4 separate regions of the Mus musculus genome follow, and regions 2, 3 and 4 are each linked to region 1. A link is a loop called in an ENCODE intact Hi-C map of the cell type or tissue named here. Cell type or tissue: left cerebral cortex. All regions are shown on one strand. Each heading gives the region's core, and the rest is flanking DNA. Links, peaks and the distances in the headings are about the cores only. Region 1 holds the start of Otud1 (OTU domain containing 1). Region 2 overlaps 4921504E06Rik (RIKEN cDNA 4921504E06 gene). Region 3 holds the start of Gm13344 (a long non-coding RNA gene). Region 4 holds the start of Gm33940 (a long non-coding RNA gene).

Region 1 (7,793 bases), core at 862-5,861:
TGGACACCACTTTGGCAACTCTTTAATACAGAAAAGTCTACCCCAAAAGAATGGGTCACAAAGTATAACATTTAATTAGACTTGGGCTGTCAAATTACACTCCCTTGTTCATTAGTCAATAGGCACAGATAAAATTTGATAGAATTATAATTAGAAATAATAAGAGCAATTTCTTTAGCCATTTCACCTTTCAATTATATTTCATTGAGACTTACCCTTTAATATGACTAGACTTCCCATTCATGTGAGAATTTGACAAACCTCTCAGGATTCTGGGACATATTTACACTTGAAAAAAATGTGTACATTTAAAAAAAGTTCTTAAGAGATTTGGCTACTTAAAAACCACTCTACCCAGAAAGATGTAAAAGTATACATTTTATTCATTCATTCCATCAGCTGAGAACTGCTACATTGTACAAATAATTATTGTACAAAAAAAATCACAAAATGTTACAAAATAAAAAAGTACAAACTGCATTACCTAATAAATACACTAAAAGTAGTTAAAGTGGCAACATGGATTTTTTTTTGATGGGGGGTGGGGTGGAAACACTGTTTGACCCAGCAAACCATACAAGTGGCTTACATTTTTACATAATACAAAGTGAATTCTATTTTGCCTTTTGGAAGAACTTTAAAACGACAGAATATTAAGACAAAAGCTTCCTGCTAAAAACAGTGTTGAAATCAAGAAGCTGTATAATGCAGGAGGCTGACCTTCTCACAAAAGTTCATAAAAGCCTTTCCTAAGTTGATGAATAAAACGAACACAATCGAGAACACCAATCTACTCTATAAACATAAGAGTACAGAATTATCATTCTGCCGTCAGCAAATAGCAGACTTCAAGTAAGGCCTGGTACTGTCATTAAAAAAAAAAAAATCGTCCCAAAGCTATCCCTTCCTTAACTTCTTCAAAATGAACCATTTCTTAAAAAAATAACATCTTCTCTCCCCCCCTCCCCAATAGGTTTTTTTCATCAAAATGGAATGGGCTAATCATCTGGTAACATAATGTGTCAATATCCATTTGAAATAATTAAGAATTGTGAAATATTCCAACAATAAACTAGTTACTAAATCACAAACTGAAATAAACTTCATAGAAAGCACTTCTCTGGATTCTGCTTAAAAGCCATTTCTCGAAATTGGAACAAGGCAATAGATGAAAGTACACCCATTTTTAAAAATGTGCAAAAATACATTTTTATAGAAAATAGACTACCAGGAATGAACAAATTCATACCGTGAGACATCAGCTTGCAAATTAAGTAGCACTCACTTTATACAGCAAATTTTAAATAGCAGTAGGCTCACCCAAAGCTATCAGGAAACATCATTCAGGTGCCCAGCAACCTGCGGCTCTGAGAGGACATTCAAAAACTGATTAAGGCATTACACCTAAAGTCAGTCTACTAGGAAAGTGAAAAGTGCCATTACCCTAATTAGAGTTCGTGTGGTTCTCCCAACACAACTGACACGCGCCATTTCCCCCAACTTGTCAGGTCCTCAGACTTTTCAAGAGCATGCATTTTGTTCAATATACATTTTGGACAGGGATATGGCCATGGACTTGGCAAGTTCTTCATCGCGTTTTTTCTGTATCTGGGTTTGCTTGCACCAATTGTCATACTCTGGGTTAGGATAGGAGTGGTCAAAAACAGCATCATAGTGTCCATTGCTGAGCCAACTGAGCCAAATACTGGGCCGTAGAGAATCCTCTGGGCCCAGATAGTGGATCATGGTAGACACGGTGGGGCTCTCCAGCCTCCCTCCAGTAGTTAAGTGTATATTCACATTCAGCATCTGCCCCATGGCCAGCAATTCGGGATATCCGGCCCACGCCCCATCTTGGGCAGCAGCGATAATAAACTCCCCCACGTCGCCCTCAATGAGTGGGCTGAAGTGGTCCAGGTGGTCCGCGATGTAGTGCACGGTCTGCTCCCTCAGCTCCCGGTGCAGGCTCTGGTCCCCGTACACAGTCTTGCTGACAGCTCGGTAGAGGCAGTTGCCGTCGGGGATGATGTGGAATCGGTACTTGTTTCTCTGCCTCAGGTACTTGTCCTGCCTCTCCACCTCGGCCAGGTACAGGGCTAGCTTCTCGTCCCTGGGATCCGCCCGGGACGTGCCTACGGCTTCGCCTTCGCCGTTCTGGGCCGGCTCGCCGCTGCTCCGAGCGGGTGCCGGAACCGGGTGAGCCTCGGCTTCGGGATCTTGCCGTCGGAGCGCGTCAGACCCGGAGGCGTCGCTGCGACCGCTCGCCCGGTCCCAACCCCGGGAACTGCGCTCCGCCCGGCGCTCTTCACCCCACGGGCCGGAGCCCGGGCCGGCGCCGGGCTCCGGGCCGACGGGGGCCGGTGCAGGGGCCCGGTGCTGGGAGGCTGCCAGGGCCTGGCGGTGCTCGCTCAGTCGGAAGTTCCTGTCCGGAGCGTCGCGGACGGCGTTCGGGGCCGCGGGCTCGTCGGGCCGGAGCAGCTCTTCCAGCAGCCAGGCAGAGGAACCGCGACGCGGCGGCGAGGGGGCTGAGGGTGGCGGCAGCAGGAGGCGCTCGGCGCCCAGGGCCCGCACGGCGATGTGCGCCGTGGACGTGAAGTGCGGCGGCAGCGGCGGCTTGCTGCACGCGCCCGGCGGGGCGGCGGCGGACCCGGACCGCTCGAAGCAGGCAGAGAAGGCGGGCATGGCAGCGGCGGCGGCGGCTTCGCGTGGTTCGGTGGCCGCGGCGGGTGGGCGCTCTCCGGTATCCGGCTCCGGGGCCGCGGCGGCGGGGCTGGCTGACTGCAAGGAGACCTTGAAGGCGGCGGCGGCGGTGGCAGGCGGGGCGGCGGCCGTGGGCCCCGGCGTGCCCGCAGGGTAATGGGTGCACACGCTGCTGTAGAGCTGCATGGCCGCGGCCGCCCGCGGCCCCTTATAGCTGCGAGCCCGGCTTGGAGACACACCCTCGGGCGCAGTGCCCCGGAGCCCGAGAATAGCGCTGAGCTCAGCGCCGCGGGCCGCCGCGTCAGGAGCCGCGAATAGCGCCCGGGCCGCGACCCAATTCGTGCTGCGCCACAGCGCGCGGGCGGTCCGAGGGCACCGGAGGGCGCGCGCTCGGCCGGGGACTCGGGCGTAGGACGCTGGCGCAGCTGTGCCCCGCGCCGGCCGCTGGGGACGGTTGGAGGAGCTGCCCGCTCAGACGAGCGCCGCCCGCCCGCAAGCAGGAGTGCAGCGCGCGGATGGTAGGAGGCGGGGCCGCGCTTGTTTACCTCAGGCCGCGCGGCCGCGTCACGTGGTCCCACAGGAATGCGCGCCCCATTCAAGCGGGGCGGCCCCGCCCTCCAGCGGAGACCTCATGGGCGTGGCCGGGGAGGGCGAGGCGGGGGCTGGACTACGGACATGCGCATTGAGTGCGCTCCCAACCTGACTACGGTTGCTGGCTGCCTGGTACCTGGGAAGCAGATCTGTGGGCTATGCGGCTGTCCTGCTGTGTGACGCTGTGGCGGGACCAGCGTTGCTGGGGCAAACAAATAGGTTGGAATAACGTTTTTCTAAAACACTTCCGGACTAGGGACTGAGCTCTACCTTCAGGGCCAATGGCATTCAACTTCTTGAGTCGTTTCCTCCAGTTAACGTGTTTGGGTCTGGTCTACACGGTCTTGCTGCCCCGCTAAGCAAAAATAGACGTTCCTGCACTGCTAACTTAAGTCACCTAGGAAATGCAAGGGCGAAAGGAAGGCTTTTCAACAGCCTTCCTTGGAATACCAAATAACATGCCGCCTTAAAGCCTTTTGAAAGTAGATCGCGACTGTTAAACTTTGAGGCAAGAGGCACACAACCTGTTTTCTGGAACAGCACAGCAAAATGAAATAACAGACTGAACTGTGCTTCCTCTGCAACGGAAAGCCAGAGTGTTATCAAATTGGTACCTACTTGCAGTAACAGTAGCTTTTGCCTTATTCTGAGTTTCAATCCAATTTTAAATTTAGTTTCCAGATATACAGATTGAATTGGAGACTACTTCTTGGTATGGAAAAACAGCCTGCAGGTTGTACTACCTGCGCGCCACCATTCTGCTTGGAACATAATTTATGCTTGTTACTAGGGTCTCTCGTTGGGGGTTCTTAGTCTCCTTAATCAAATAAATTTAAAATGTTCAAAAGGAAGCTCGGGGGGGGGGCAATTTTACTAGAGTTTGAGAGGGTAGGCAATCTGCTAATCTTGGCAGGTGGCCAGAGAAGGGAAGGGGGGGAAAAAAAAGAAAAAAAGAAAAAAAGAAAAAAAAGCCATGCCCTTTTAAGTTAGGACTGGAAAAGGCAGGCCAGCAGGTTCAGCAATGGAGTTTGGCCAGCGGTTGCTCAGGGAAGGGTTGGTGTAACCCGCCTATCAAGACTGGAATGGGTGTATACTAAACAGATATACTAACCCTGTTATTTACCCCATTGGGAAAAAAAAAAATGGACACCTCTCCCCCCACCCCCACCCCGCCTCCGTACACTGATAGGCACATATGCCTGCACACACATTAGAATTCCTCCTAGGGATCTATCTCCTGCTGGGAGGGAAAAAAAAAAAAAAACCGGCTGAATCCCTGGGGACATCCAGAGAAGAAACTTATCTTCTGGAAATGACCTTTCAGGAGAGATTTGGAGCTGAGAAAGGAATGGATTGGGGACCACATTTGCCAGTGTTTAGTTAGGCAGAGCTTTTGTTTTGTATTTGAACCTCATCCTCAGGAAACCCAACTCCAAGGCAGAATTTGTGGATTAGTAAGATCTCTGTGTCCCACTTTCCGATGTGGCCACATTGAATAAATCTCCTTTTCTTTTTCTTGTGGCTTTCTTTTCCTTCATTAATTTGGCACTTTTAGCTGCCTTACTGAAGAAGGATGGCCGAACTTGAGTTGGAACACAGTTTGTAACCCATAATTCTAGTAATAGTAGCTTTAGAGAAAAGTAAAACGGCACAGAATGTCCATAAAAGCATGCCTGGTATCTTCAAGCAAACAATGCAAAAGAGGAAATGACCCTTTTCTGAATGAGAGCTCAGAAGAGAAGGCAGGCCAGACCACAGGGCTGTTTTCCAGAGAAGGCCAGTGGCCACAAGGTGGGCAAGGTCTTCTGGGAAGGGAATGTATATTATCTTATTAAATGAATTATTATCCTCCTCGTTCTCCATTACATAGCTTAAATCTATAGTACCTCCATCCTGGGCTGAGCACAGAATGCTCGGATTCTATTCTTTTGACCAGGAGAAAGTAGCTTTGTCTTAATGTTCTTTAACAAAATATCTACCTTTTGCCTGGTAATTTAAGTCAGAAAGAGGTACTTCCCTTTGTAGGTGTTGGGAAGGTGTGCTCTGAAGTTCTGGATTCCTAATGCTTGAGTGAAACGCCATCTTGTTTTGCTTTCCTGTTATTGTCTAGCACAGTACTAGCCATGCAGTGGAACTGAGGAAACTTACTGAATGAAGGACTAGATGGCAAGTGAATTCTCAAACTCTCTCAGATGGCAGTGAAGTCAGAATTGCTATCTAGGTCTCTTGGCGTTACCCAGGGCTTTGGAGGACTCACTGGATCCTAGGGACTGTCAAATGCTCAAATGTTCCGGCCTGCTAGGTGGCTTCATCGAGGAGAAACTGAATGATTGCCTCCATAAGGAAGGCTGGATCTCGCCCCCTGACTTATTGCAGACCCATCATTCTGCCTTTAGGCATGTTGCTCTAAACTCTGCCTTCAGCCTTTCAGGAACTGAAGTTGTGAAACAAGAAACTAATACTGACAATAAGATCATCTTCAAATAAAAGTTACTTGGTAAATGTGTGGCTAACAGGGCTAGCCAGCAGAACAAGGGCCTGAGGGAGAGAAGGAGAATGTAGAAATCCAAATTGTCATGTAGTCCATGGCAACAGGGGAAGATAAACACAAGAACGCAAAGCAAAGTGACACAGAAGGCAGGTGGTGGTGATGCATCCACTGGACCAAGTTACAAATAGGCACAAAGACGGAAATATCTAAGCTTTGACATAAGGGCATTGCTTTCCCTTTTAGCTTGCATGAGCAAACTGTGCAAAACTATATATTCACTGTGAGGATCAATATTATCCATATAGCATTAGGCAGGTCTCCATGGGAACAGAAGGACCAATGATTCCATTCTAGAAATTTATCTGTCTAGAATATCATGGTGGTGTGCAGAAAAGAGGCACAAGTTTCAAAAACACAGGATTCCAGACTAGTGGATGTTTAGTATACTAGAAAACAAGATATTAGCAATTATCAGCCAAATGGTAACAAGAAGAAACCTAGTGTCTTAGTCAGGGTTTCTATTCCTACACACACATCATGACCAAGAAGCAAGCTGGAGAGGAAAGGGTTTATTCGGCTTACACTTTCACACTGCTGTTCATCACCAAAGGAAGTCAGGACTGGAACTCAAGCAGGTCAGGAAGCAGAAGCTGATGCAGAAGCCATGGAGGGATGTTACTTACTGGCTTGCTTTCTTATAGAACCCAAGACTACCAGCCCAGAGATGGTACCACCCATAGGGGCCCTCCCCCCTTGATCACTAATTGAGAAAATGCCCCACAGCTGGATCTCATGGAGGCATTTCCTCAACTGAAGCTCCTTTCTCTGTGATAACTCCAGCCTGTGTCAAATTGACATACAAAACCAGCCAGTACACTCAGTGTGTCTGCATATACATTGGATGAGGTATATATTGAGAAGCTTTTATTGAGTCCCAACTATGCTGCCAGTTACAGAAGACTCCAAAAGTCTTTTATGCTTTCCAGGCAGCAAAAAACTATCCACCAGAGGGATATGCATAAAATACAAGCCTAACACTTTTGTCCTATAATACATACACTGAGAGCTACCAGCTCAGTGTTTCTGACCTTCCCTGCTAAAATGAGACTTCAAAAAAACATCAAACGTCCATCTATTTCCTATTCATCAGTTATTTTTATAAAATAACTGACTTTATTATATAATTTCTTTAAAAGCCTACTGTGGAAAGAGATGGTGGACCCAAACTAATAAATTCCAAAATTCACCACAAGCCTACAGTCATGCAAGGTTTTCATTGTAAAAGTGACTTTTAACTGTGGTCTCAGAGGCTTAATGCCTTCATCTACTAATCTGGGCTTAGTTCTGGAAGTTTCTAGCCTTTCTACAATCTTATGTAGGCCTAGAATGTTTTCAGCCCCTGAGACTCACTACTGAATAAACTTTCCCCTAGTCCTTTCTGAATTCTGCCTGGCTGGTTCAACTCAGCTGTTCTGGCTCAAACTCTTCTCCAAGCTGACTGATTCAATCCGACTTTGACTGAATTGCTCTGCTTGGCCTCATACTAACTTTGGCAATATCTTCTAATTTTCTAGCTCCTTCTCATTTTTTGGCTCACTCTGTCTCCACCTTTGTCTAGCTTGTTCCCTATCTGCAACCTGTCTCTCTGTAACTGTAAAACTGCCTCCTCCCTCTCTCTACACTGTTCCCTCAGGTAGTTTCCTTTTCCTCTTTCTTCTTGTGAGAGTTGGGCATCTTATTGTCAAATCTTCCTCTGATTCATCGATTTGTCTGCCAGTCAGACATCACTTTCAAACATGGGTGCTTCCTTCTACAAACTAACTTTACCTTCATTGTTTGGGATTAAACCTATGTACTAATGGTGTGTCTGTATTCCGGCCAGAGGGATTATTAAAGGTGTATGCTGAGGACTGAGCCACAACACAACTAGAAACAGCGTTTTTCAGTAAATAAAACAATCACTTCAGTTTCACAGTGTGATAAATATCCTGCAACACTGCATGCTACTTCC
Region 2 (7,793 bases), core at 1,874-6,873, 130 kb after region 1:
CATTTGCACTTTTATAGAATCTGAAAACATTATTTCTACCCTAGCTTTCTTTGTAGCAATGATGCAGACACCAGAATTCAGGTCTGGTCAATAGCATCACCAGATGAGCTGCTGATGCGATATTAAATCAATCTGCTCTAAAGTCTCTGTAAGTGCTTGTGCCTCCTCTACACCCACCCAATTGGTTTGAATTCACGGATGAAAGACACACATTCACACGCGTGTGCATGCGCAACCATCTATTTTAACACACCCTTAGCAGCTCAATGGCTGAGTCATTCTTACTAACCCAGACCCAGTCATGTTCCCCAATCATGGATCCTCAGACAAGGTCAGAGAAGGGGATGCCCAAAGCCCTGCTAGTAAAGGGAGTCCTTCATTTTGTGCCAAGCTCAGATGAGCTATCAGGTCATGGTAGACTTCAACTTTAATTAGCAGAGTTTTCCCACAAGCTACCATGAGTTAAAACCCTATGGAACAGAGACAAAGACCACTCTGCCATTGATGACATTATTCCCTAAGCCAGAATGTCAATCCTCATTGTAAGTAGCAGTCTTTTATGTCACTATCTGTTAGAAAGTGTGTTATGCCATTAACTGATAAATAGAAATAGACCTGGATCCTTATATTCACAGTAACATGCAATTTCTTGATTGTATTTGTCAGATAGATTACTTTTCTGATTGTTTTCTACTTACATGGATTAGTTAAGAGTCAACAAACTGAATGTTTTAGAGAAAGTACTATGGAAGTAAACTGCCTGGGTTCAAATCCTGGCTTTACCGCTTAATTGCTATGTGACTTTAGGTAAAGTACTTAAACAGTTTGCTTCTGTTCTCTCTGCTGTAAAATGAGACTAATGATGGTCCGTACCAGCTAGACCAACATGCTCCAAGAGTAACACAGATTGAACTTTACAAGGCATTTAGAATAGTACCCAGACCATAGTGGGTAAAATCTAAGTGTAAAGTAGGTCGTTGCACATACTCATAGTCCTCCTGTCTTAGTGATGCTGTGTTTCTCTGTCTATCATGATCCTATATTAGCATTTGGGCTCACAGCCTTCTGCCTGCTGACCAAGTACAAGATGAAATGCCTTCATAACCTCCATAGCCACTATTCATATTTGTTATGTTGAATCATGAAATTCCCATTCTGGGAGTCAAAAATCAAATAACTTTCACACAATAAATAGTGTAAATAATCTTAATTATTTTGATACATCTAAAGCAAAGCAAGAAAGAAATTGCACAGGAAATGTATCTTTAAGTAAATAAAATCTTGGCATACAGTATCTTCAAATGAATGCTCTCTGGTATGATACGCCAGATACTGACATTGTGAAGGAAGATGAGGTAGGCGTAAGCAGAGAGGGAGACCATAAATAAATCACAAAATATAAGTGTGCAGAGATAAACATATATAGTAGGATTTATGGGACTATCACAAATGAACAGCTATTTCTGCTGCTAACTTTGTGAAGACATCCCTGAGTAGGTAATACCTGTGCTGGGTATAAAATTAAGGGACTTAGTGAACAAATCCTTTCATGATGTCTCCCTCTGAAGGTTGCACCTGTCCTCCTTTGTCCAATGTCTTATTTGAAATAGTTACAGAAATAGCTCAGACTTGGTGGGCAAGAAATCTAATGGGAGTCTGGGCAGACAGTTATGCAAGCATATATTAGAATATTTTTTTGTTGGCAAGCAAAAGAAATCTAACTTATTTGTATTAGTCCCTTCCTCAAGCCAGTCTAGAACCACACCCAACCCAAGACATAATGTTAAGGAGAGGCCAACCCAGAAGGAGGAGTGCTGGTTAGGCAAAAATAGTTGAGCAAAATTGTTCCCCACATCTAATAGCATGTGAAGAAGATGGGACATGATCAGAGATCCATGTCTGTTTTATGTGTGCACTTATTTATGCCTATGCAAAAACCAGAGAAGGATGTGAAGAGTTCTACTTTCATCATCTTCTGCTTAATCACTCGGGAAAACTAAAATTTGACATTTTTTTTCAGCTCTGTTGGCTGACCAGCAGGCCCTAGAAATCTGTCTGTGCCCACATGGTGGAGTCAGAGATACATACACTGGGCCAGGCTTTTACATGGGTGCTACAGATCTGACCTCAGGTCCTCGTGCTTGCTCAGCTCTTAAAAGAGTTGTCTCCAGCTCTCAGATCACCTTTTTATTATGCATTAGTACATTTACATACACTTATAGTTTGTCCTTCATACTTTACAAATCTTCCATGTTTGAGGGTCTGGCAAGTATTGGCTCTCACAAGAACTAGATGGTACATGCTTTTGAACTTTATAATTTTTAACTATGAATTTCTGCTCTTCTGAGAGTCCTTTGAACCCTGGGATTGAGGGAGGTTTCTTCAGAGAATGTTTGCATTTGCTTCTGTGAGACTCTGGTTCTGTGCTGAATGAATGGAATCCTCGGCTGGAGTGTGTTTTAGACGACACAGGTGTGTGAGCGTCAGGAGAAAGTGACTCAGAAGGCATTTGTTTTTGTTTTTGATTTTTCTTTCCTTGCCATTTTTATTCTTACAGCCAGTTTCCATGCAGGTACTGGAAGTGTGGGGTGGGTAAAGAGTTCAAGGTGGGTATTTTCTACAGTGAAAGGCCACCCATGCCCCTGAGTTGTCCCACCTTTAATAGGACACTCTTACAAAGACTCCTTGTCTTTTCTCTATGGTCGGTAGGGAGCTGGAACCCGATGCCATAGAATTCTCCTCCAGGACCTGAAAGATAGTGTAATGGGGATAATGTACATGTCTGAGAACCTAAGTGGAGATCCCAGCACTTCTGTAAGAAGTTCAGAGTAGCTGTGAGCCCTTCTGTAGTTGAAAGTAGAGAAAGGAAGACTGCTGAGGCTCCTGGGTCACCAGGTTCAATAAGAGACTCTCTCAAACTGAGAAAGCAGAGAGTGACAGAGTAGAACCCAGAATACTCTTCTTTGGCATCTGCATGGGACCTGTGTGCACTCTCTCCCAACCCCTGACATAAACACTGGTGTGCACCACTCCTACCCCACACCAATATGCACCCACCTACACATACCAATGTGCAATACACACACACACACACACACACACACACACACACACACACACACACCAGTGTGCACCCACACACATACACACTAGCATGCACTTAAAAACACACATCAACACACCTCCCCCACACACACATAATAGTGTGCATCCCCTCACAAACACCAGTGTGCACTTTCACTCACACACACCAGTATGCACCACCACACACACCAATGTGCAACCCACACTTACACCAGCGAGCACTTAAGCACACACATCAGTGCACCTCCCCACACACCCATAACTGTGCGTCCTCCCACAAACACTACTGTGCACCCACATACATACACACCATTTTACACACACACCAATGTGCAATACATACCAGTGTGCACCCACCCCCCCAACCCCCCCCACACACACACAAGAATTCTCTGGAATTTTTGTTTATAGTAAGAGTAATTCAAACATTTATGGTTTATTAGAACAGGTATTAATTATCATTCATGTCTTCTTCTAATATACATCAAATGTTCAAAAATACGACAGAATAATGACCATTGCTTTTCATAAGTACAATTTCTATTTCTGGGAGTGGAAAAAGGAAGTAGCTAAATTCTGCCTGTTACCAACTTTTCATAAACATGTGCTAGTTCACCATATTTAACTAAACCACATTAGTTGTGGTTAGGTGCTTTATCAGATGAAAACATTTCTTTATATTAGGTTAAGATAAAGTCATTATTTGAATCTTCTCTTGGGCTTGTTAGCTTTGATTTGACTCATGACCTCACAAGCCTTGTTATTCCTGGCCACCTACTTTGCTCAGGCTTAGTCATATGGAAACAGGTGAGCCTTGACATTTTAACCACCTACAAGAGTAACCAGCTCTTTGCTGCCCCCTAGAGACCAGTTAAGGGTGTCGTTACTTCTCCCAGCTCATGGTTCTAAACTTAACTTTTAATTTGTGTGAGATATTATGTTGTTTTATTGGCAAAAAGAAAACTTTAAACATTCATATCATACTTATATTTTTCTTTCAGGAAGGTATTATTTTGCTGTAGTTCTGGTAAAAAAATGAAACCACTCTCAGTTTTTCACATGGGAATTTAATACAAGAACTTAGGTATTTAGACAACTTGTAGAACAGAGGGATAAGGGAATGCCATCGCCAGCTTTCAAACTAATAAGCATCATATTAGAATGCCATTTACTGGATATTTTCCTTTTGCCATGACTTGTGATATGTCCTTCATTGATAACTTAGACTCCCTTCAAGTCTAGATATTTTGTGGCCCTATATGAAAACTATATTTAAACAACAAAAACTAGTCTGGTGTGGTAGCACAGCCTTTGATCTCAGACTTGAGAGGCAGAGGTTTGCAATCTCTATGAATTTGAATCCAGACAGGTATACACAGCTAGTTCTAGGCCAGACAGGTCTTCTCAAACTAACAAATGAAACAGTCTATTTACCCTTTGGAATTATAGTGCTTTTTAAACTAATACTGTATGTGTGCATGTGCCTTTGAGTGTGTGTGTGTGTGTGTGTGTGTGTGTGTGTGTGTGTGCTGGGATGCAATCCAAGACCTTACAGCTAGGCAAGTGATCTAGCAAGTTTGTTTTATTTTTTTCTTCTTTATGATTTTTATAGCTTTTTCATCCTTTCTAATAAAATAAAATAATTTGGGAGTGGTCATTCCATCATCAACAAACTTCCTGTTTTTCACTTTTATTGAAGTTTCATGGTTCAGAAATGTATTCATGAATTGTGGAGGTTTAACCATTATAGTTTACATATAAAAATTCAATCTTGAGTTATTGATTCTGTTCTGTCTTCTATATTTCAAAAAGGTTTTATTATTTTATTTATAGAAGTTGTAGATACTTTATACAGCCAAGTTTTTTCCCTGAGTGTTATAGTTTATTTCTTTAGAAGATGTGATCTCTTCTGTCAAATTTTTCAACTTACTATTCATGTATATTGAAAGCATAGGTATATTGTATTGAAATCACTTAGCAACTCTATTGAAATGCAGTTTGCATAGCATAAAATGTACCCATTGAAAGTGTACAAGTTGAGGTTGCTGTGAAGCCAGCACAATTTACTTTAGAACATTTCCCTACATCTTTAATCTATTAGCTCTACTTCTAGGTGTTTCCTTGTCTTGTCAAGGGGAAGGGAATTCCTCCATTTCCCAAGGAGGCTCAGTGGGGCTGAGCTCCCTGCTTTCTGATAGATTTGCTTTGTGTTTCTTTTGCCTTCTTATTCTATAGGGTCACTAATCCCAGGTCTGCCATTGTCTATGCAGTGTTTCATACATGTAGGACTGTCTGAGCCCCTGGCACGAGATAGAAGCCCAGTACCCCTCCCTGCTTCTGTCATTCCAAAACTTCATTCTTTTGTTTGTTTGTTTGTTTGTTTGTTTGTTTTTTGTTTTTTGAACAGGGTTTCTCTGTGTATCCTTGGCTGTCCTGGAACTCACTTTGTAGACCAGGCTGGCCTCGAACTCAGCAATCTGCCTGTCTCTGCCTCCCAAGTGCTGGGATTAAAGGTGTGTGCCACCACGCCTGGCCAAAACTTCATTCTTTAACACTATCAAGCGGTTTGCCGTCGTCTGCCCTCCTCTGCACACCTCAGGTTATTCGTCACCTCCCTGGGAGCCTCCCACATTGAGCCTCTTCTCTATTTCTGACACATTCGGGTCTATAGTTTTCTTACTGAACTTGTATGTTTTGTCTGTTATTGAAAGTGGAACATTTGGCCGAGGGTGTAGTTCAGGAGTGGATGCTTGCCTAGGATGTGTGAAGTCCTAGGTTCAATGCCAAGGACTGACAAAAAAAAATTAATGGGCTACCAAAACCCCACACACTTTTCATATTGCTATTTCTGTCTTAAATTGGTAATATCTATTTTATATTTTTCAATGCTGAGTGTTTATAAGTTTACAACTGTTACATTCTTTATAAAAATTGATTCTTTTATTATTATGTAGTGACCTCTCTCTCTCGTGAGAACAACTGAATCCAAGTTTGTTTTATCTGAAATTAGTGTATTTGTCCTCATTCTCTTTGGTCTACAAATTGCGGGGAAATCTTGTGTTACCTTTAAACCTTTGACTCCTGAGTATCCTTAAAGCAAGCTTGGATCTTGTTTCTCTGTGATTCGGTTACTGACTTACCTTTGGTGAAATATTTTAATTCATTTACACCTTAAAGTAATTGCTGGAGGGCAAGAGCTTACTATTGCCATTTTATTGATTATTCTGGTTTGTATTCCTTTTATTCCCTTCTTGCTTTCTTGTTGTCTTACCACAATTTTTTCGGATCCTTTGTAATAGCATGCTTTGTTTTGTTTCTCTTTATCATTGTGTACTGTAGTGGTCTAAATAGACCACCTTGTGGTGCCTAACCTTACTGCAATTTGATATGCCAAGTTTGATTGATATCCATGGGAGAGATGCTTTTTTCTGAAGAGAAATGGAGGAAGAATGGTTGGGGTTTGAAGAGAGGTAGAGTGGAAGGGAGGAAGGGAGGGAGGGAGGGAGGGAGGGAGGGAGGGAGGGAGGGAGGGAGAGAGAGAAAACTGCATTCAGGATGTAATATATGAGAGAAGAATAAATAAAAATATATATACTTAAGATTGCTTTTAACCATGAAAACTGAAATAGAAGGGGAGAAATCATTTAAACATGAAATTGATGTATAAAAGGGAGGCAAAATTGAAAAATGCTGAGCCTAGCTATATAAAAATTAAAACTCCATTCGTGGCAAACCATGGTGACACATGCCTGTAATCCCAGCATTTGGGATTCTGCAACAGGAGAATTGTTATGACTTTGTGGTCAGTCCTTGTGACTTCCATTCAGCCCGGGCTATAGTTTAAAACCCTGTCGCAACAACAACACCATCAACAACAACAGCAACAGCAGCAACAACAACAATACATACACACACAAGAAAAGAAAGAAAAAAGCAAAAGCTAGGAGAAGGAGGAAGAAATGGAAGGAAGGAGGAAGGGAGAGAAGGATATAGCTTAATTTCAATGACATACAACTCTGTACACATTGATATTTTCCTCTGTTTAATGTTTTATACTATCATTGATCCATTAACTACTTATTGTAGCTATAGTTACTTTTAGTATTTTTGACTGAATACTACAGGCAAATCTGTGTCCTTCTAGACTCCTGAGGATTCAGAGCTGCCCTGAATCCTGGCTTTTGTGGGGCTGAAGCTGCGTTTCAGGGCTTCCCTGGAATAGGAAATTGAACAAGCCCCTTTAGGAGGCCTGTGTGAGTGTCTCCTAATGGGTGTCTGGATGTACATGGCTACTGTTACACTGGGGCTGGGGTAAGAAGGCAGTGCTACACACCATCTACAATGAGGCATGAATCAGTAAACCCTCCCCTGAAGGCATGGAGACACAAACCTCCCTGCAGGTCCCTTGGGGGATTGTCACTGCTAGAGGACAGCCAGGGTTGTTCCAGGGAATCTCAGAGTTTTCTATATGGCTGAGAACAGTGGCTTGACTGAAGGGCATCGACTAGTGCGATTCCTGCTAAATTCCTGGGAAGGTGAGACTGCTCACAGCTGAGATCTGCATTAGATGGGTTTCAAGGCCAGTTCAGAGTCTGCTACCATAATAGGCCTGTGGACCTGACTATACCAGAGACTATAGGCGGGCATGTCTCCTCTTGAATTCATTAGCAGCTGGTATCTGTGGTGGGACCAAATGTTTATTGATAAGT
Region 3 (7,793 bases), core at 1,839-6,838, 230 kb after region 1:
AGTGGACAGCCATTTCTAGAACAGATAAACCCCAGTTGGAATAAAAGAAAAATGTGAGATCTATCATCCATACTTTTGTCTAGTTCTTTTAAAATTTTCATGTCTCATGTTGTCTGTAGTTCATTAGCACAGGAGCACTAAGGAATACATGTTTATAACATATAAGTCGTTGGGGAATAAAGCTAGGGTATAACTTAGTGGTAGAATGCTTACCTACTGTGGGTGAGGGTCTGGGTACCAGCTTCAGTGTTGTGGAAGAAGAAGAAGAAGAAGAACAACAACAACAACAAAAATAGTCAGGGGAAAGAGAACATGAGAGTGGACAGCAGTGCCATCAAGCTTGCCATTAGGGAAACATAGCTGGGCTGCAATGTGGAGAACTGGCAGAGGCAAAATGGTGTCACCATGGAGGCCAATCAGGAGACTGAAGCAGAGGAGAAACTGGTCCATTTCTGAGGTCAGTTGTGTGCCCAGGCAGGCTGAAGCCATATTCTTGCAGGGAGAGTTGAGAAGAGAGAGAGAACCAAGGCAGAGAATGAGGACTCTGCCCTTGAGTGGAGATGAGTAGCAGGCCTGTTTCTGTATTTTTAGGAAGGATACAGCTAGTGAATTGTGCTTGAATTTTGGGTCACAGAAGTCATCCCTGTGAAAGGGATTAGCCAAAGTGGCAATGAGACAGTGTGGACCACAGTGTCTGTGCTGGGGCTGCTTTAGGGAACTGAGACAAAGAGTTTGGAAATGCTGAGGCAGGGTAAGCAGCCCTTTGCTTTCAGCCTGCAGAGCTTCTACTCCATCCACAACCCTTCTACATACACAACCAGCTTCTCTAGGGGTCACTTGCAGCGTGTTAAAGAAAGTGGTTCTATTCAGTCAAAATAGAAACAGTTTTAGACACATGTAAAGAATGGCCGTGGAAAAGGACTTCTCTAGATAAAACTAGACACAGTATGGTACCTTCAAGAATCTTTGGAATTTCTCTTCAGACATCCAGAGTATGTCTGCTTCTTCCTTTTTCCTTTTCCACACTAGCCCTGAACGTGGTTAAACACGTCATTCTTTTATTAAAATATCGTATTGCCATAGCAGTTGTTTTGTCTACTATTTTTCTTGAGTATGGAATCACCTTGCGGGGGGGCGGGGGCGCGTGAGCTACAAAATAAATACCATCTGTAACCCCCTTGCTAAGAGAAGAAAGCATTTTGAAGTTTGCTTTAAATAAGTCAAATGTAAGGAATGAGTTCATGGCTTCTGAGGTCATTGAGAGACATAGGTGCGACCCACCCTTGGGTCACTGCAACCTTTCCTGTGGTTGAGGCACTTCCTTTAGTTTCTTTTGGGCAGAGAATGAAAGGGCTTCTCATCTACTTAAGAGCAGCTGTCTGCACGTAGGGCAGAGAGGACCATGCTCACACAGAAAGATAAGTAAGAGTTCAAGTCTAGTCCAGGCAGGGGATCTAAGCCAGCTCAAAGGTGTCTTTTCCCAAGCATAGTACTAACTTCCTGCCTGAGATTCTAGCCTTTGGTCTCCCTCTGCTCTCACCCCAGCTAGGCAGAAGCCTTTCCCACTGCCTTCTTCTGGCTGCTGCACCGCTCCGTGCTTTCTTCCCTAGGCCCAGAGAGCCTCAGCTTGCAGCCCAGGCCTCAGAGATGCTGAAGCCAAATCGCAAGTAGGACGCGAGGCGGGCGGCCCTCCCTCCCCCTCGGCGGGCGTACTGTACAGCAGACACCTGCAGCACAGGCGGCCGCCCGGGCTCCCCGACACAAGGCGCTGGTACCTGAGCCCTTGACTGGTAATGTACCATAAAGAGCTCCTTTCAGGCCCTTTCAGAGTCAGAGCGCGGAGGTCACCGTGTGTACAAACCCCTCTATGTCCTGCACGTCTCCGGGGCCCCGGGCACCCGGGCCTCCAGCCGCAGAGCACGCCAGTCCGTGGGAATCATAACACATGTGCTGGGGCGAGGCTGGCGGGGCGGGGGTGGGGAGTGGGGACCACCCGGCCCTCCCTGAGCTGGGCCTCCTGGCCTCCCGCCGTCGGTTCACAGAGTACTGTGAGTGGAACGAATGGGGTGTTCAGACGCTCGGGGAAATCAGGCAGGGCGGGGCGAGACCCTCACCCTTGCTCGATGGCCAACGCCTACTCCTCCTCAAAGGTACATTGGGGACACCTGGCTGGACAGTGCCGCACCTTCGCTGTCCCCCTTGTTCCTGGATGTGCTGGACCCAAACATAGCCAAAGACCGGACGGCTGGGTGGGTCGCTATTCCCTGCTCTGGGCAGCCAGGATCCTGTGCACAAGTATCCAAGGTACTCATGGCGCACGTAGGTCGCCTGGTCAGGTCTATTGTTGATTCGAGCAGCTCTGGCTTTCGAGCCACATTTGCCAAGTGAGCATGACTAGTGACTAGCGACGGCTGGGAGTTGTCCTTTTGGCAACCCATCTGCCCCGGGCTTAGTGCACGAAGCGCTGGCTGATACGTAGAGGCAGTAGAGGAAAAAGTGTCCCAGTGCCTCTCGGAAATGTGGTCCTGAAGAGTCAAAAGTGTAGGAGGGCACACCAAGCGCCCATCTCTTTTAGGTTGTCCTGGTTTAAAAGGCAGGTGGGAAGGCGGCACTGAATCTGAGATCTGGACGCTTTGGGGACCTTTTAGCAAGGGTAGGCTAAAGTTACCAAAGGCTGGGGGCGAGTTGTTCAGAGGGCAGAGGCACCATGGCGACCAGGAACGTAGTGAACGACCCAGGACAGTGCTTTAGGACCGTGCGCCCCCTCCTGGGGCCGCGGGGAACCAGGGTTACCTGGGGAGCCGGGCTTTGTCGCCCACACGGGCTCTCTGCTGTCCCAGAACTAATTAAATGGCTTTTTGGCTCGGGGAAGGCCGAAGTCAGCCGGGGGTGGGGACATGGGGGGGGTGCATGTGGGCAAGGGAATAATCAGCTCCATTCTTGCGCTGCCACAAAACCCGTGGCGCGGTCAGAAAGTGAACAGTGGCTGCCTGAAAGGCTGTTTCAAAAGGCGACACCTGCAAGCGCGGCCGGTTGTGAATTGAATGCGGCGCCCGCACGTACCTGAGCCGCGAGCTATTAGTGTCAGGCGCCCGGTCGCCGGGGCCAGAAGCACACGTCCGGGCAGCCCGTACTGAATACGGCAAGCTGCGGCGCGGCCGCTCCATGGGAATGTCGCCACTTGTGCCGCTCGTGGTCGGGAGGGGGTGCGCTGCCCTTTCAGAGACAGACACAATTAGGCAAAATGCTCAATGAACATTATAAATGATGTGCGATCGCTCTGCAGATTGCCTGGCAAATCAAATTATATGGTCGCTCGCGGGCGATTTCCATGTTCTTTAAAAACTTAAAACAGGTATTCTCCCATTAAATTAAAAAAAAAAAAGCCAAGTCAAGAATTCCAGAAAAATACAACTGAAAGACTCGGTGTTGAATATTCACACGTCCCCTTTGTTAGCGATTGGCCTCACAATGGGCTTGGAGAGGGGGGTCCGCTTAGACCAGACACATTTTTTACTGTCTTACACGCGGCAGAGGAAGGCACCAGAAGTCTGCATTTGTTACAACTCACAATTACAGTGCGATTCTCTTTTTTTCTTTGAAAACTAAAATGTCATTTTCTCATAGTGAGTGACTTGAAAGCTACTGTCATTCTAACCAGATGGAAGGAACATTCGCATCAGATGGACGCACGACTGGACGCACTTTGGGAGAGCGTTGGGGACCCTCCCCCCCTCGTCCTTCTCTCTGGTACTGTCAGTCCTCTGGACCTGGAGCCGGGCCCCAGAGTTCGTTGATTCCCCACACTTCCTGGGTCTGGCAGTCGCAGCCGGCCACAGTGAAGTGTCCTCTTTCTGTGCAGTGCGCTCAGGGCGTCTCTGGCACAGGTGCCACCACGGGACCACCCCTGTTCTTCCAAGTTTGGCCATGAACTCTGTGGCTGACGATCCTTGAGAGGGGACAGCTGCTAGCGCCGAGGTTGCACGGACCCCTGCAGAAGGCCAGGAGCTGTGCCGCTGGCTAGGGTGTATCACCCAGCAATCTTGGAATCCGTTTGGCTTCTAAACATGGAAGCCAAGACGCCACAGCAACCAGCATCCTCTCCTCCCCGACATCCGTCTCATTTTCAATTTTCTAACTCTATTTTCAGACAACTGCACTGGAACAAGGGGTGAATAACTGTGACCCCCGGAGACAGTGGTATATCTATGTAGTTTGCTGAAAAGGGACCAATTTGGGCATGGGTGGATATTCCCTGGAAATCTGGGCGTTAAGCTTATGGTGGTCAGTGATTTGCTGTGTTATAGGGGTGATTAGTAATCTTTTGTGACCAGTTTCTTAATTCACAAAGAGAAAACTAATGTTCGAGCTGTCCCCTCACGGGACTTCCGTTATCTTCTCCGGGAATATTAATCTTCGTGGCAGAGAGTAGTCCTTTGTTAGAATCAGGAATTATACATTAACCTGAAGAATAAGCCCTTAGAAAAAGAAATCCCAGAACATCAGAGCCCAGAACACCTGGGTTCCTCCTCTTCTCACCCTTATACCGAAACCACCAAGCAGGACTAGAAACAAGAGCTACTCCTAACCTCGTTGTGCAAAGAGGGGGCTGGCCCAGAGGAGTAACTCCAGAAGAACTCAGCCAACCCAGCCCGATGGTGTCTCTGTGCACACATGCAAGGGAGCTCTCCAACAAATTGATCATTTTCATTTTTCGTAGAAGAAATATCCTGATGGTTCCCATGGCCACTTTCGGAAAATTAATAAGCCTGATTCATAAGTTAGGAAAGCGCGTTTCGTAGATTGTGCTGAGCCTGAGTGCTGGGTGAAGAAAAGGGAAGGCTCCTGGACCAGGTGCGCTGGCCTTGGTGCTGAAGGTAGAGTCGCCTGGAACGGAGTCCATCCAAATCATTAAAGTCTATCTAAATAAAGCAAAAGCATTTTGCCTTCTCGTTTTTCCTGCCCAGGGTTCCTGCTTACTCTACTTTCTATGTCTCCCCTCCCACAGCCCCTCCCCCTTGTGTGGAATCAGTGTTGGGAAAACTTCTAAAGGACAGTCTTGCAGTATCTTAATGATACTTGAATTTATTATTATTATATATATATTTTTAGATTTCTTTGATTATCTGATTTAAATAACACTGTTGGAAGTGTAGGTGAAGAGCAAAATCTATCAAAGAACTGTTCACCAAGTCTACTCTCTGGTGCTAATCAGGGACTTCATTGCCTTTGGGCCTTGAGATGATGCTGTCTTAGAAGAGACAGGTGGGAAAGCTTGGAAAGCGGTGTGTTTGTCTTGTGAGGCAAGGTCTCACAATGTATCCCAGGCTTCTGGAAGTCACTTTGGAGCTCAGGCTGCCCTCATGTTCCTGGAAATTATTCCCCAGCCTCCAGTGTGTCGGGATTTCAAGTGTGAGTCAACATACCCAGTGCTGCTTCTTCTTCTTCTTCTTCTTCTTCTTCTTCTTCTTCTTCTTCTTCTTCTTCTTCTTCTTCTTCTTCTTCTTCTTCTTCTTCTTCTTCTTCATGACAGGGTCTTATGAGGACAAGATTTGGGGTGAATGTATCTTTGATTTCATCCCATTTTTTCCCATGAGATGTGTTGGGAAATCATTATTTCTATGCTGTTGCTTGATTCCTGATTCCTGCTTATCTTTTCCCAGCCCTTTTCATAATATCATCTGTGGGGGGAGAAAAAGGAAAGGGAAGAAAAACTTAGAGTTTTACTTACTTGTTTGTTTTTAAATGAGAGAGAGAGAGAGAGAGAGAGAGAGAGAGAGAGAGAGAGAGAGAGGAGGGCTATGCATGGTGTACATATAGAAGTCAGAAGACAACTTGAAGAAATTGGTTCTCTCTTTCTGCCATGGGGATCCCAAGCATTGATCTCAGCAAGCAATTTTATTCACTAAGCCATTTGGCAATCTCTTCATGTGGAGCATGGTTGTCATAGAGCAGGCCTATATTGAATACTTACCACGTGATCTCAGGTGTGTGTACACCTATCTCTTCTAAACCAGCATCAGCATTCCTGTGTTACTATGGTGACTCTATGGTGATGTAATTGTTATTTAATAATTAAGTTATGTAGCTGTTATATTAATATAGAGACAAAGTGATTAGCTTAATGCCACGCTGCTCTGAGAGATTCTGTGTAATAGTTTAGTCCACTTGTATAGTGATTCTCTTGAAACACAAGCCTGTTAAGCCCCAGGCAGCGATCCTAGACAAAGGGCATCCTTGCTTTAAAGAACCTCAGAGAGGTGCTGTATTCTCCAAGGGAAGACTGACTTGTGGAAGGTTCTACCATGATGTACTTATTAAGAGAGAGATGCTAATCTGAGCTGGTACACCCTTTAATGACACATCAGTGAGGCATAAAGAACATACCTAATAACTAGAATAATTATGCTGAGGGCTTTCAATGACTCTGAAAAGTGCTTAAAAGTGAAAGACAAATACAGATTTTTAAGTAAATGTGCATATATAAAGTGAGAACTAAAGATATAAAAAACTAGTCAAGAATTTACCAAACATTTACCAAAATATTAGTAACACTTTTCTCTAAAAGAAAGGCTTGAAGGTAATTTCCCTCATTGCTTCAAATGGTCTCTTGCTCTCATGAGTAATTCTAAAGATAGAAGTTCATAAAATGAATTTAAAATACAAGGAAATCTGGTTTAAAGGGCATAGGTTTTACTGCAAGTATGAGACTTTCTCTTTAACATTTTGAAATACAACAAAAGACCAAAGTTATAAAAATATCTAATTCAAAAGTCTTAAAATAAGTGCCACCAAGGCCAAGAAACAGAATACTGTCTGCACCTGGGAGCCTTCATAGCCCGTCAGTTTGTCACCCTAGACGTTATGACTATCAAACATTCATGGTAACTATCTCCTGCCTTTTCTTCAGAACACCACTCAAATCTGAATCGGTAAATTCTAAGGTTTCATCTCCTTTTCGGCCTTTATGTAGATGGTAGCACAAAGCACCCCTCTGCATTCTGCTTTCTTCCATTCGGCACTGCAAGTGTGAGATAATAGCCATTTTGTTAGCATTGTCTTGGAAACGTTTCTAGTTCCGACTGTTAGAGATGTGGTAAGTGTGAGTATTGTTGCCTAGGCTGATGTGTGCACATGTGCAGAGATTTTTCTCATTGTGGACCTAGAAGTGTGAATTCTGGGTCACAACATATGCATAATCGTAACAGCAGCAGTTATGATGGCAGTGTGTTTCCACAGCAGTCCTCACCATTTATCGCTCCCCTGAGCAGCAACCATGGGGTGTCTTTGGAGTAGAAGCACATGGTCCCTAAGAAAACATCTAGGACTAATTGTGTTTAGTCACTTCCTTCGATGAGACAGACCAAGGGAGACCTCTGTGCTGAAGTCTAGGATTGCTAAAGCTCACAGAGAACCTTGTTGTCACTTCCTAGGTCAGAACCTAAACTGAACTGGAAGTGACTCTCCCAATAGGATGAAAACACCCAACGTTCACAGAACTGACAGACACCGAAAGTCTAGATGTAATGACAGCGGGTCACACACGCAGCTTTCAGTATATCTCAGTCCTGACCCTTAGGTTGCCACATGGGTGGTGAAGGAGCTATGTGGAGAAGAGTTTGAGCATGTCTGACCTAAAAATCTGAACTCCCCTCTCCTCCAAATACAAACATCTTAACACTGGCACAATGCCACACCCAGACCACCACCTGCATGCTTGGTGCACAGTGTAAAACAGTGACTCCTTTGAATAAAGCGTGTCACCACACAGTCCAGAAAGAACTCATGATCTC
Region 4 (7,793 bases), core at 1,871-6,870, 240 kb after region 1:
ACAGATGGCAAAATGGCTCGGGGGTGGGGGTGGGGGGGGAGGCTGCCAGTCTGAGAACTTAGCTCCATCCCTGTGGCAGGCATGGTGGAAGGAGAGAACTAAGTCTCAAAAGTTGACCTTTTGGCATCTATGCAGTGCCCCCCCCCAGAGAGAGAGGGGGGAGAAGGAGAGAGAGAGAGAAAGGGGGGAAAGAGAGGGAGAGAGGGAGAGAGAGCGGGAGAGAGGGGGAGAGAGAGGGAGAGGGAGAGGGAGAGGGAGAGGGAGAGGGAGAGGGAGAGGGAGAGGGAGAGGGAGAGGGAGAGGGAAAGGGAGAGAGAAGCAGGCAAGCAAACAAGTAAATGTAAAGAAACATTTAACCTTGACAACATGGAGTACCACAAGCTGGAGAGGATGTGGAGAAAGAGGAACACTCCTCCATTGCTGGTGGGATTGCAAGCTAGTACAACCACTCTGGAAATCAATCTGGTGCTTCCTCAGAAAATTGGAAATAGTTCTACCTGAAGACCCAGCTATACCACTCTTAGGCATATATCCAAAAGACTCTCCATCAAACCAAAAGTACACATGCTCTACCATGTTCATAGCAGCCTTATTTGTGATAGCCAGAAGCTGTAAACAACCCAGATGTCCCTCAACTGAAGAATGGATACAGAAAATGTGGTTCATTTACACAATGGAATACTATTCAGCTATTTAAAATGAGGCATCATGACTTTTGCAGGCAAATGGACAGAACTAGAAAATACCATCCTGAGTGAGGTAACTCAGACCCAAAGGACATGCATGGTATGTACTCACTGATAAGTGGATATTAGCCAAAAAGTACAGAATACCTAGAATATAATCTACAGACCATAAGAAGTATAACAGCAGAAAAGCCCAAGTAAGGATGCTTCAATCCCACTTAGAAGGGAGAAGAAAACAATCACAGGAGGCAGAGGGAAGGAGGGATCTGGGTGGGAGAAGGGAGAAGGGTGGGAAAAGGGGAACAGGATCAGGTATGGGGGGAAGGGCAGGAGAGAAGCCCAGAAGGCCAGGAGAATGAATGGAAATAAGCAGCATTGGGGGCGGTGGAAGATGTGGAGACTCTCTAGAAAGTACCAGAGACCCAGGAGGTGAGACACTCTAAGAACTCAATGGGAGTGACCTTGGACAAAATGCCCAGCATTGGAGAGAGGGAACTCAAAGAGTCCACCTTCAGTAGATGATAGAACATCAAGTGGAGGGAGAGGGTTACTAACCCACAGTCAAAATTTCTGGCCTAGAAGTGTTCCTGCCTAAAAGAACTATAGAAACAAAAATGGAGAAGAGACGGGAGGAAAGGCAGTCCAATGATTGGCCCAACTTGGGGTCCATCTCATGGGGCAGGCACCAGGCCTGACACTATTACTTACGCTATGATGTGCTTACAGACAGGAGCCTGGCATGACTGTCCCCTGAGAGACCCCACTGGCAGCTGACAGAGACAGATGCAAATACTTACACCCAACCATTGAACTAAAGTTGGGAACCCATATGGTTGAATTAGGAAAGGATTGAAAAAGCTGAAGGAGAGAGAGACCCCATAGGAAGACCAGCAGTCTCAACTAATCCGGACTCCTGGGAGCTCCTGGAGATGGAGCCACCAACCAGGAGCATTCATGGGCTGGTTTAAGGCCTCTGGCACAAACACAGCAGAGGGCTGTCTGGTCTGGCCTCAGTGGGAGAAGATGCGCTTAGTCCTCAAGAGACTTGAGGCCCAGGGAAGGTCTGGTGGTTTGGAACACCCTCTAGCAGGCAAGGGGAAGGAGGAATGGGATGAGGAACTGTGGAAGGAGAGACAGGGAGGGGAGCAACGATGGGAATGTAAAAAGTAAAATAAAATAAAATAAAATAAAATAAAATAAAATAAAATAAAATAAGAAGATATGGAGTGCTGACTTAGATGACTCAGGGTCCTGCCAGCATGGTCTAGCTGGGGCTCATGGTCTAGCCAGGGCACATGGTCTAGCTGGGGGCTCATGGTCTAGCTGGGGCACATGGTCTAGCTGGGGCTCATGGTCTAGCTGGGGCTCATGGTCTAGCCAGGGCTCATGGTCTAGCTGGGGCTCATGGTCTAGCTGGGGCTCACGGTCTAGCTGGGGCACATGGTCTAGCTGGGGCACATAGTCTAGTTGGGGCTCATGGTCTAGCTGGGGCACATGGCAGTTCTTACCAATTTTGGGGATGACCACACCAGCTTGATCCCCACACTCTGGTCTCATTTCCCCACATTCTCACCAGACTTGGTTGTTGTTTGTCCAGGGAGAGCCCGTCTGCCCGGGGTGTGATAGAGTCCCAGTGTGGTCTTTATTCAGTTTTCTCTGATGATTCAAACCAGTGAACATTCTTTCTGTACTTACCGTGCTCCTCTGTGAAGTGGCTCATCAGTCTCACTAAATGGATCACTTAGTCTTTGAGTGCACTTTCTTTAAAGACAAAATTCTTTCCTCAGACATGGAGAATTCTTAGAAGAAGGCAGAGTTAAGAGAAGTCATGTAGTGAGGCTGGAACTACAGTAGCTTGTGTGTGTGATCTTCGAGAAAGGTCTGCTGCCCCAGCCAGTGGATAGAAAGACAAGGGTGGAAATCAAGAGCAAGGGGGATATTTGAGGAACTTAGCTGCATTTACACTCCACTTTCCCAACGGATCCTGGATGTAGAATGCCCAGTCCCAGCAAGAGCCAGGCACATAGGACAACCAGCCAGCCAGCCTTGTATACTTGAGGTAATTTGGGAACGGGGAAGGTGTATTGGGGCAGCTTTGCAGGCAGAGCAGGTCCTGGCCACGAAGAGAAACTCACTGTCAAGCGGCCCCTAAGTTAAATTGGCATTTAGGATGCTGTTTGTGGAAAACCTTGAGGAGTGACCCTCAGATGATGTCTTCACTGGATTTGGTCCTCGAGACTTCTGTACAATTTCACTTCTTTCCTAAGGCGAGAGCTCTTTCATCATTTCCCACCAAGGAGACAGTACCCATGCTTAAGTACTTAACCACTGCAGTACTGTTTGCTAAGGTCTGCGGTCAAAGTAAGAAAACACAGAATTCACGTAGCCAGTGCTGTTCTTTCTGAGTTTTCAAATGTCTGAGGTGGGAGGGGGTGATGGGGCAAGGAGAAGGGCAGCTCGGTGGATGATTTCTTTTCTCTCTCTCTCTCCCTTCCTTTCCCTTCCCATCCCTCCTTCCCTCCCTCCATCCCTCCCTTCTTTCTCTGTATCTCTGTCTGTGTCTCTGTCTCTCTGTCTCTCTCTCCCCATCCCGATTTCAAACCCTCCCTCCTCTCCTCCCAGTCCTATGTTCACAAGCCCCTCCCCCATTTCCCTCCTTCTCCTCAGAGATGGGGATGTCCCCCATGGGTACCTACCAACCCGGACGGATCAAGTCAAAGCTGAACCAAGCAGAAACCTCTTCCACTGAAATCCAACAAGGCCATCCAGTTAGGGAAAAGGAATCCAAAGGCAGCCAGCTCCAACTGTTAGGGGCCCACATGAAAACCAAGCTGCATATCCGTTACAAAAGTGTATGGGGCCTAGGTCCAGCTCCTTCATGCTCTTTGGTTGGAGGTTCAGTTTCTGTGAGCCCCAATGGGCTCAAGTTAGTTGACTCTGTAGGTCTTCTTGTGGTGTCCTCTCTGGCTTCCTCAGTCCCATCCCCAACTCTTCCACAAGATTCCCCAAGCTCGGTCTAGTGTTTGGCTGTGGCTCTCTGGATCTTTCCATCAGCTGCTGGATGAAGCCTCTCAGGAGACAGTTATACTAGGCTCCTGTCTGCAAACATAGCAGGATATCATTAATAGTCTTAGGAAGGAAAGCCAGTGAAACATTCTAAAGCAGTCTTTTGGCTCCCTCTAGTGGAATAGTACAGAATTACTTGCCTGGCATTAAACTCGGTGACAAGGAAAGGTCTGCCTTGTTTGGTAAATAGAGAAGTACTCTTAAATTACCCCGAACCCTCGGCTGTATGACAAGGATGGAGGACTTGGCTAAGGACTTTAGCTAAACTCGTTAGACCGAATTTAAGTGACAAAATGACTAAGCTCTCTGCTAAAAAGGATGTGACATTTTGGCAATAACCCTGCTAGCTTTGAAAACTAGCTCTTTCTACCCTACCATCCCCATGCCTTAGCATTCTATAAAAACCCGCACTTAGTAAAATTCTCAGTAACCCCAATCCCACACTGAAGAGTTGTGACGGTGAAATACGCCCTCTATCGGTTTAGATACTGTCCCTCCGGTGAGCCTTCTCTTTGTTTAGAAGCCCCAAACAGAATGCATGTCTACACAGAGGATGTTTTTCCACATTTTACTGTTGGGAACTCTTCCACCCTCGACAAGATATTAGTTACAAATTCACAACAGTTTGTTAATAGCAACAATTAGGATGACGAACATTTTAACCCCTTCTCCCTTCGCATGTGGATCCAAGGAGCCCGCCGCCTGGAGGTCAGAGCCGGCACTGCAGGATTTCCTACGCGGGAGTCTTTCCCTTCACCTGTGTCAGCTGACTCTTTCCTAGCCACTGTGCTTCAACACCCTCTTTGCTCTTTACAATTCTGCACCATTAATAAGATGAAACTATATGGTTCCCTGAGTTCATTCCTCGTTGTGATGGCAGTCACACATCGCAGGAGAAGTGACATTAGTCTGGGAATGCATCTTGCTGCCTCAGACTTCTGCTTCTGGTTGTGGAGGTGGGAGGCTGGGGTGGGGTTGGCGCTTCACAGAGAAGCTACTCCCTCCTTCCCGCTCTTCTCTTTCTCTCTTCTCTTCTTCTCCACCCTCCACCCCTTCTTTCTTAGACCAGGCTGCTGACCTCAAACCCGCCTCCTGAGAACTGGGACTACACAGCGATGGTGTAAGGTCCTGTACCACTGTACCCAGCTTTTCAGATGGTTTCTTGCATGCTCTCAATACATCACCTGCATGAGGCCCATTCCAACCTGATTGCAGGCAGTTGGGAGATGCGCATGTGCTCCACCACCTCAAGAGTGGCCTCAGTGGGGTGGGTGGGTATGGGGGACTTTTGGTATAGCATTGGAAATGTAAATGAGTTAAATACCTAATAAAAAATGGAAAAAAAAAGAGTGGCCTCAGAAACTCACCTATGTGAGGGGTTTTCTCTTTGGCTTAATTCAACACCCTGTTCTTTTAAAAAGTCTTGAAAAGAAAATAAAGACTTATGGGAAAATCAGGTCCACGCTCCACAGACCTCGTTTCTATATTCCTTACCTATGTTGTTTAAAGGAAACCTTTGCTCATAGTGCATTAAAAAAAAAAATCACCGTTTTGCTGAAATCCTTATGTACCATGCACCTTCAACTGGATTGTGAAGACTTGTCGACAAGGAGTTCTTTCCCATGCAGTAGAGAAGGCAGGCAGCCAGATAAAAAGGCAAGCTGTGTGACTTGCACAGAAGCAGTGTGCAAACCTGGAGCCAGGACTTACCAGGGGCCATGACAGTTACTTGTTTCTCTTCTCTGTTGCCCAGGTCCCCTCCTGTCCGACTTAGCTTTCTATTGCTGTGATAAATATCATGTGTGTCTTAGTCACTGTTTTGCTGCTGTGAAGAGACATATGACTATGACAACTTACAGAAGAAAGCATTTGACAGGGTTCCATGCTTACAGGGTGAGTCCACGAACATCATGGCGGGGAGTATTTCAACCTGCAGGCATAGTGCTGGGATAGCAGCTCAGGGCTCACATCGGATCCAGGCAGGCTGCAATCAAAGAGTCAGTCTGGGCCTGGCACAAGCTTCTGAAACCTCCAAGTCCATACCCAGCAACACATCTCCAACCAACAAGGCCACACCTCCTAACCCTTCCCAATCAGTTACACTAACTGGAGAACAAGCATTCAAACATGTGAGTCCTCACTTAAACCACCACAATGAGTGAAAACGACTTGGAGTGGGGAGGTTTTGTTCCATCTTCTAGACCTCAGTCCATCACTGAGACAAGCCAAGGCAGGAACCTGGAGGCAGGGACTGAAGCAGAGACATGGAGGAGTGCCGCTTGGTGTCTTACTCTTCCTGGATTGCTCAGTCTGCTTTCTTACACAACCCAATATCACCAAGCCCAGGGGTGGCAGCACTCAAGGTACCAAGCAAATGCCTAACAGATTTGCCAGCAGGCCGATCTGATGGAGGCATTTTCTCAGTTACGGTTCCTCTGCCTAGCTTGTATCAAGTTGACAAAAATTAACCAGCACACCCCCTCTTGATCTGTGTCTCTTCTTATTCTTTTTCCTTCTGCCTGTTTTCTCCCTTCTCTTTTATTTAACACGGTGCCTGCATGGTGCAGGACTATTATAGTTTTAAAAATATGCATGACTGAGGTGAGGAGCTAGGCTGACTCCCACCCGCCAGTGAAGTGGAAGGAGGGTGGGTAGGCAGTGGATGCCTCCTCTTTCCAGTGGACATTAGTCTGTGACAGTGTGTGACATCCTCACGCATAGCAATCTAGTCAGTCACTCTCCTGATTGGATCATAAACAGGCAGTGGGAGCATGTATGCCATCATTCCTCTGTTTCTTTCTGAGTCTACCCATCCCAGTCTAGCAGGCAGGGAGTCTTCATCATGGCCCTTTGGGGTTGTTTCTTATGGGGTTTGTTATCAAAGGAGCATTGCTCTGACCTTATCTGAAAGTGTCTTATGATTCACACAGAGATAGCTTTTTATGAGCTATGATAGAGGAATTTTAATCCAGCAACAAGGCTGCTCAGGTGAGAGATCATATCCAAGACCTTCTAAGTATGAGACCAAGAGAGATCATATCCAAGACCTTCTAAGGTGAGAGATCATATCCAAGACCTTCAAGATCTAGCCAGAATGCAGACATGTCCTGGATACAGCATGATCTGTCTGGGATATAGATACACCCTAAGTATATACCTTTAATCCCTAACAATGAAAGTAAGGGTGCTTTGTAGAATGAAGCAGCCATATTTGAAAGTGACATCTAGGGTTGGAGAGATGGTTCAGCGGTTAAGAGCACTGACTATTTTGCCAGAGGCCCTGAGTTCAATTCCTAGCAACGATGTGGTGGCTCACAACCATCTGTAATGGGATCTGATGCACTCGTCTACTGTGTGTCTGAAGACAGCTACAGTGTACTCATATAAATAAAAAAATAAATAAATCTTTTTTAAAAAAAGGAACATGGCATCTAATTGAAGGGGAGACAAAGTGATGAATCAGAGAAAGATTTGACAGGATGAGTCAGAGGTAGGATACTCCCAACTCTCAGACAGGAAAGAGAGGCTACTTAAGATCAAAGAGAGACGGGGGCAGAAAGGTGTAATATGATCCCAGGCAGAGCAATTAAGTCAGAAGCCAGGAGAAGCGAGATTTAATCAGTCACCTTGGAAGACTAGATTGTGTGGAGGCTAGAGCTTCCAGCCTAGGCCTGAGGATCCTTAGAGCAGTGAAGGAAGCACTCTGGGCTCCACAAGCCGCGTGTTCGCACAGCTTGGGTGAGGCTCTCCTCTCATCCCATCATTCTGAGGAAATAAAAGCAACATTTGCAAGACATTTCTTCAGCATAGCAGTGATGGAGCCTAGAGCATTCAGCTCTAGGGTTGTTACATGGTCTAGTAATAGGGTGCTACTTAAAAAAATTATCCCAAAATTAGGCTTAAAGCAACCTTTTTGTTACTTCTATTTTGTTGGTCTCAATTCATGAAAACTCCCCTGAGGTGTTCTCTCCATGTGAGATAAGATTGCTGCTTTTTTTTTTTTTTTTTGAGATTTTATTTACTTTGATTTTATGTGTATAA

What was found. A loop is a pair of places that touch in the nucleus more often than their neighbours do. Peaks named below come from ENCODE experiments on the same cell type or tissue, not always from the same donor. Only the 100,000 strongest peaks of a DNase experiment are listed, where the experiment ranks them.
Region 2: it touches region 1 in a loop (5-fold over the local background); 23 of 42 quality-filtered maps call a loop at or near these places.
Region 3: a loop joins it to region 1, with 2.2 times the contacts of the local background. A loop is called at or near these places in 3 of 42 quality-filtered maps.
Region 4: it touches region 1 in a loop (5-fold over the local background); 3 of 42 quality-filtered maps call a loop at or near these places.

What each region holds. Positions count from the first base shown.
Region 1 is chr2:19,653,155-19,660,947 of GRCm38, reverse strand. It overlaps Otud1 (OTU domain containing 1), which reads right to left and starts at 3,217. Exons shown (of 1, transcript NM_027715.2): 1 at 1-3,217. The coding sequence starts at 2,886. The coding sequence ends at 1,522. Gm3230 (predicted gene 3230) reads left to right here and starts at 3,051. Exons shown (of 1, transcript NR_033642.1): 1 at 3,051-5,142. In left cerebral cortex, for the core only: CTCF peaks have their summits at 2,321, 2,542 and 3,161; DNase peaks (open chromatin) are centred at 2,576, 3,303, 4,798, 5,053 and 2 more places; H3K4me3 peaks cover 3,139 bases; H3K27ac peaks cover 3,047 bases.
Region 2 is chr2:19,525,118-19,532,910 of GRCm38, reverse strand. All of the region lies in intron 4 of 4921504E06Rik (RIKEN cDNA 4921504E06 gene), which reads left to right. Among named protein-coding and RNA genes, the nearest start is that of 4921504E06Rik, 25 kb to the left of the region's middle. In left cerebral cortex, for the core only: a CTCF peak has its summit at 3,947 (motif pointing left); a DNase peak (open chromatin) is centred at 3,927.
Region 3 is chr2:19,426,248-19,434,040 of GRCm38, reverse strand. Gm33940 (a long non-coding RNA gene) reads right to left here. Exons shown (of 3, transcript XR_374043.4): 3 at 3,756-5,681. It overlaps Gm13344 (a long non-coding RNA gene), which reads left to right and starts at 1,623. Exons shown (of 3, transcript XR_003953767.1): 1 at 1,623-1,790; 2 at 2,151-2,304; 3 at 3,628-4,937. In left cerebral cortex, for the core only: a CTCF peak has its summit at 2,762 (motif pointing left); a DNase peak (open chromatin) is centred at 3,782; H3K4me3 peaks cover 201 bases.
Region 4 is chr2:19,411,311-19,419,103 of GRCm38, reverse strand. It overlaps Gm33940 (a long non-coding RNA gene), which reads right to left and starts at 4,943. Exons shown (of 3, transcript XR_374043.4): 1 at 3,383-4,943. In left cerebral cortex, for the core only: CTCF peaks have their summits at 3,879 (motif pointing left) and 4,452; DNase peaks (open chromatin) are centred at 3,866 and 4,467; H3K4me3 peaks cover 617 bases.